Regions from separate parts of the Homo sapiens genome. Here region 2 is linked to region 1. A link is a contact called in ENCODE Hi-C data. All regions are on one chromosome and are shown on one strand. The core of a region is the stretch at or near the end of the contact, and the rest is flanking DNA. Distances in the headings are between cores, read along the strand shown.

Region 1 (3,043 bases), core at 167-2,666:
TAATTTGTCAAGTTCAAGTCCGTCTTGCCAAAACTAATTCAGGTACATGGTAAAATTTACCAGATTTTTAAAGATAAAATAATGAATTGCTTTTCCTATTTTTGCCTGTTTTATCTATAAATCTCTTACATTATAATTTAATAGCTCATCCTGCCGCAAATAGAAAGCCTATAAAACCTATCCACAATAGCTATGTCCACAGGGATCTAGTAAAAAAAAAAAATCGTAGTTCTTAATTCAAGGAAGCTTATTTAATAAGTTTCATTACCACCAATACTTCAAAGACACCAATAACCAACACGTCATTTGTTCCTATTGCATAATTTAACAGGTTATTAACTTCTGGTATAATCCAAAAGCATAATTAGTAAACTATCATTAAAACATGATATTGCTTTTTTAAAAAATCAGAAATATTAACACCTTTCACTGCGTCAGTCAAATCAAAATTTCAAAATTTTTGTTCAACTGACTTTCCAAATCTAAATTCTTACTATTCTAAACGAGTATGGAGACAAAACACACACTCCATACTACATCTAAAAACTTCCTAGCCATCAGATTTTAATTTTAGCATAAACTGCCAAGAAAAACCTTTTGACCGAAACCTACATTCCGTACACATTACTGTATGTCAATCAACAGAAGGTGAGTTATGATCATTAGAAAGTTACATAATTTACTACAAAGATCGTTTAAAGCAAACTTCATTAAACGTAGGTTATAACAATTTACATGCTTCAAAGTTCAACGTGCAACCTTAAAGTATCAGAAACCATGAACAAAACTAGGCTTTTCTTTTAAAGTGGTCACAAGGAAGCAGGAACTGTTTGCGTGTTTAAGAACGCAATGAGCAGCAGAATACCAGCAGCTGAGTCAGGCAGAGGAACGCTGACTACATTCTGACTTCTAAAGGAAAGCGTTCCCTCGCCGATTTCCCAGACCCGGCCGGGAGAGTCCCGCGCGTCGCGACCTCGGAGAGAGGGCGCAGGGGGCAGACGACTCCCCGCCGCGCCCCCTGCACCTCGGGCTCGGCTGGCTGTGGCCCGCGCCAAGGTGCATGCCCAGCCAAGCAGAAGGAGCGGGCACCGCGCAGGCAGCGTTGCTCCGAGGGACAAAGGTTGGGCTCACACCCTCCACGGCCGCAGCTCGCGCGCCTGAGGAAGCCCGCCTGGCTGCCAGGGGTCTCCCGCTGGCCGGAGTTTGCGCAGCGTGTGGGGGAAGGGGAGCCCGGCCGCCCGCCCCTCCCCCGCCGCGCTCCCAGGGACCTGTTGATTAAGATCTCTACAGCCCAGCCGCCGCCGATCCGCCTCTTACCTCCACGCCTCGGCTCCGCGGAGCCTCCCGCCCCGGCCGCTCCTACGCACTGCAGAAGCGACAGCCCTCCGGCGGCCCTTGAAATTCCGGATAAAGAATCCAGAAACTCCCGACTCCCCACCTCAGAATCCTTAGTCCCCGCCCCCGCCCCACCGCCTGCCTCCTCCGTCGCCGCCGTCACCGCCGCAGCCGCCAGCAACTCCACTTCTAGACCGCGCGAGACCGGCCCCTGCGGCCGCCGCGAGACCGCGCACGCGCCCCCGGGACTCTGGCGCAGTGGGCGCGCGGATCCGAGTCCCACCCCGCCCGTGAGAGGCTGGCGCGGCTTGCCCAATCCCGAGCCGGAGCGGAGAGAGCGCCCGCTCATTGGTCCTCTCCGCAGCTCCAGCCGGGTGCGCGCAGTCGCGCGCCTCTAAGTCTAAAACGCGGACTGCTCCGGGCTAGCTGGCCCGGTAGAGCCCCTTCGGGATTTGGCCGGCGGGCTTTGTGGGGACGCGAGGCTTCCCTGGGTTTCTACATCCCTTGGCTCTTGTCTCTGGATGACGTATCCTGAAGAAAATCTGATTCCTCTTGAAGAGATTCCTCATGTCCTGTCAAGTTAGTCACCCAATCTAACATTTGTTTTTTTTAAAAAATGACATAAACACCTGGATGTGTGCAGTGTCCCGCAGAAGACTGCATAAAGCCAGCAGCTGCACTGATTTCTGAAAACCAGAAAGCAAGGATAGCAAGGACTAGAACTATTTCCCAGAAGTCTCCCGAAGGGACAGAGTTACGCAGATCAGCCCGTGCTCCGGGCATGGCTGGCGCCCTCGGGACCTGGATGTGCCACCCTTGGAATGGGGCAGGACTCAGGCGGGTGCGGGCGGAAGTCAGAGCAGATTGGAGGACGTTCTAAGGAGAAACACCAGCAATGTGTCTCGACACTTGCAATAAAAGCCCTCGGATGGTCTCTGTCTTGACAGTACCTTCCGAGCAAGCCCATTCCACATTTGAACACTTGCAAGGTTTGTTAATCGACCTCTCCTTCTATGAGGCCAAACTATGCCTGTGACTCCAGCCCGGGGGCACAGTTTCCCCCAGGGGCACAGTCCTCCCTCAAAGCCTTCGTATATGCCATTTCCATTTCTCTCGGTTTTCCTCATTTTGTCCCACGGTGTTTTTCCATCTCGCAATGTCCTCAGGTCCTGATTTTCAAGCTCTTTCACATTCTTCCCCATTACGCTCCTCTGGACAGCCTATGGGTTGTGGTGTCCCTCACTAAGGACACTGTGATGGCCTGAACGAAGCAAACCGTTGTTCCTGGTGGTGAAGATCTTTGGGGATGCCTACCCTTCCCAGATTTGTTATCCTTCTCAAATCTGATCAGCATTCTGTCCAAGTGTTTAATAAGACAGAGCGGAGGACAGAACTCTGCTGCATGCCACTAAAGACCTTAATGCTCCTGCCATCAAAAATTTCTCAGTAGGCTTCGAATACAGGTGGACGACACAACCGAACTGTCTTCTTGGCCCATATTCCTCCATAAAGATGCCATGAGAACTGGTGAAATGCCTAACTGAAATCCAGATAAAGTCTCCAGGATTCCTAGAAACTACTAGCCATACCCCAAAAGAAAAAACGGTTACTGTGTGTGACTTACTTCCTTTTCTAAGTTCTTTTGTTTTTGTTTTTGTTTGAGACGGAGTTTCGCTCTTTTGCCCAGGCTGGAGTAAAGTGGCGCAAT
Region 2 (3,043 bases), core at 297-2,796, 3.6 Mb after region 1:
AGATACAAAAATGACAAAAATAATTCGATATTTTAAACAAAAATGCAATAATTACAAGCATCAGTAATGAACGCAGTTTTTGCTTAGCTTTAATTCTGTAAAGTGTACTTAATTTTAATCTAGAAGTGTAGAAGTATTACATACATCCGAAATCATGTTTTTTTCTTCTACAGTCGAAAGTTTGTATTACATGTAAAATAGGAAAAAAATATTAAAATTTTTCGAAAGCGAAAAGTCTACTCAGCAAGTTTTTGGTATTTATTAATGGTTTTACTTTTGCTAGACACAAAAATGAAATACCGCTAAATTAGCTCACAGAAGAGTTCAGGATTCTATAGACTCAGGAAAAGCCTGTCCTAAAACTGTTTTAATAAAGGCTGAAAATAGACACTATAATACAGTCTTTAATAATATACAATGTGTATTCCTCCTGATGGTGGTCTTGCTTGACATTTTAAGCATAGCCCTATTTTCCTGTGAAGATAGCAGCCAGTTCTGCTTCATGTCATAACAACACTTGATTCATGTAAGCAGCTGCTACCTATGCCATCACAGTACACATAATTGCTAAATGTAGGGTTCAAATAATCGTAAATGGACACTAATATGAAAATCAGACTGTTTTGTTGTAACAGCAAAAGTTTTAGAAACAAATAATTTTAGTATCTACTTAGTACAGTAAGCATGAACATATAGTATACAGCTAGGCACAGCAGTAAATTGTTGGAAACACTAACATTTATTGTTTACGAACATACATGCAGTGTTTACACATTTCTTAAATGTTGTCTTTAATGCTGCTGATAAACGAAAGGATAAAAAGTCCAACAAACCACAATAAATGTCAATGGGTGTTATTAACAACATGAAAGAACTCAGTAGCAACAACCACATTTAAAGCTACAGGACTCGAAAGTTCCGGACTACAAATCCCAGAGTTCCCTAGAGCCCAGGCGGAGCTACCTTCAAACTGATCGCTTTTTCACCCAATGACAGCCAGAGAATCCCTAAACCACATTCAGCCCGGCCTGAAGGGCTGGTTTCTTCGCGTGAAAACAATAAGGTATTACGTAGACTTTCTGAACACGAGTGGTAGTTTCAGGGCCTGAGTCTAACTACTAAATTATTTCTCCCCGCATTAGTCTCCTAGTCATCTTAATAACTCTCTACCCAACTCTGGCTCGGTGGAAACTCGGAACGTCTAAATGCTGAAACTCACGTAAATCAGTACCAGCGGATGCATCCAGTCAGCCACGAGGAAGGCGGAATCCGCCTTATTCTTGCCCTTTATTGGCCACGCATCCCACCAATGGGGCCATTAAACTTCCGCTAACGCAGCGTACGGCGTGGTGGTGTGAGCGTTGTACGTACGCTGGGTCTACGAAGGGGCAGGCGTTCTGCTTTCGTCCAATCGGAAGCTAGCAAGAATTCCCCGGGCCGCTATGCCCCACTTCTTTCGCGTCGCGTTACGGGCCGCCTCTCTGCAGCCGACCAATCCTCTTGATTTTCTTGTGCGCATTACCCAATCAGAGAGGTCGAGGCGGGGTTCCACTTGACCGCTCTAAGCCGCCGCGCAGCCTGCGTTTTCTCCGGTACAGGTTGAGGCTACTAAGGTACATTTTGCTGGGCCAGGCTGGGCGGGTCCCCGGGATGGGCAGCCCTCTCGACGAGCGGCGACGCCGTGGTTGAGTCTAGAAAGCTAGAGTTGCTGGACAGCTATCGCGGGAGCGCGGAGGGAAGTGGGAGGTCTGGACGGAGTGTGCACGTGTTGGCAGTCTCGCTCCGCCGTCGGAGCCACCAGGTCAAACCTGTGCTGGCCCTGGCCAAAGAAACTTCTGCGGGTCAGGCTGCTGTTGCCGGTGCAGTTCCCAGTACTTCCTCTGGGGCGTTTTTCAATAAAAGCCAAACGCCCTTGCTCATTTTCAGGGAAAGACCTGTTTCCTCCTGCTCTTTCCTCTCCACGGATACTCTCCCCACCACTAAAAGGGTTTAGTATAATCCTTTTGTAGGCCAGAAAGCAGATTTTCACTTGGGAAGAGACGACCCGTAGTATGGGATGTGGTATGATACCAGCAACTGGTCTATTATATCATTTAAACCACATGGCTATCTAAAGAGGTAGGTACTGTGAGTGTTCTCATTTTCACGCGAAGCAGTGTTAGACATTACTCATTCTTGTGTTTTCTTTAGCTTGTCTCTGACAAATTGTGGCATTCAGCTTCCATGGATGTAAAATTAAAAGATGGTATAATTTGTAAAATGTTGCTCCTGTTTTCTTTTTTGTTTTTCTTTTTCTTTTTCTTTTTTTTTTTTTTTTTTGAGATGGAGTCTCAGGCTGTCGCGCAGGCTGGAGTGCAGTGGGGCGATCTCGGCTTACTGCAACCTCCGCCCCCCGGGTTCAAGCGATTCTCCAGCCTCAGCCTCCCGAGTAGCCGGGATTATAGGCGCCTGGCACCACGCCCGGCTAATTTTTGTATTTTTAGTAGAGACGGGATTTCACCATACTGGTCAGGCCGGTCTCGAACTCCTGACTTCAGGTGATCCACTCGCCTCTGCCTCCCAAAGTGCTGGGATTACAGGCGTGAGCCACCGTGCCCGGCCGTTTTCTTTATTAATTTGAAATTATTTAAAGTCAATAAAAGCCTGGGCGCGGTGGCTCACGCCAGTAATCCCAGCACTTTGGGAGGCCGAGGCGGGCGGATCACGAGGTCAGGAGTTCGAGACCAGCCTGGTCAACATGGTGAAACCCCCGTCTCTACTACGAATGCAAAAATGTGGCGGGCGCCTGTAGTCCCAGCTACTCGGGAGGCTGAGGCAGGAGAATCGCTTGAACCCGGGAGGCAGAGGTTGCAGTGAGCCAAGATCGTGCTACTGTACTCCAGCCTGGGCGACAGAGTGAGACAACGTCTCAAAAAAGAGAAAAAAAAAAGTCAATAAAACACACCTAGAAGTGAATTAATCGATTGTTACCAAGGTAAAATGATCTAGAGGAAAGACATCGCAGTAGGCACCAGTTACTGACCTTTGACTGGACAAGTCAGCA

What was found. Hi-C counts contacts between places; a loop is a spot of excess contacts on that map. Pooled maps may share reads with other maps.
Region 2: a map of tibial artery shows a loop between it and region 1 (11-fold over the local background). The contact joins the promoter of WDR89 here to the promoter of PALS1 in region 1. A Hi-C loop is called at or near these places in 2 of 168 maps with a recorded cell type or tissue (ascending aorta and tibial artery) and 10 of 50 pooled maps.

What each region holds. Positions count from the first base shown.
Region 1 is chr14:67,239,808-67,242,850 of GRCh38, reverse strand. It overlaps PALS1 (protein associated with LIN7 1, MAGUK p55 family member), which reads right to left and starts at 1,416. Exons shown (of 15, transcript NM_022474.4): 1 at 1,318-1,416. It overlaps LOC124903330 (a long non-coding RNA gene), which reads left to right and starts at 1,442. Exons shown (of 2, transcript XR_007064217.1): 1 at 1,442-3,043. It also overlaps a transcript of GPHN not described here. RefSeq lists a silencer at 835-1,804 and an enhancer at 1,785-2,064.
Region 2 is chr14:63,640,374-63,643,416 of GRCh38, reverse strand. WDR89 (WD repeat domain 89) reads left to right here and starts at 1,546. Exons shown (of 3, transcript NM_080666.4): 1 at 1,546-1,613. LOC105370532 (a long non-coding RNA gene) reads right to left here and starts at 1,356. Exons shown (of 3, transcript XR_001750790.3): 1 at 1,220-1,356. RefSeq lists enhancers at 965-1,234, 1,645-1,744, 1,299-1,958.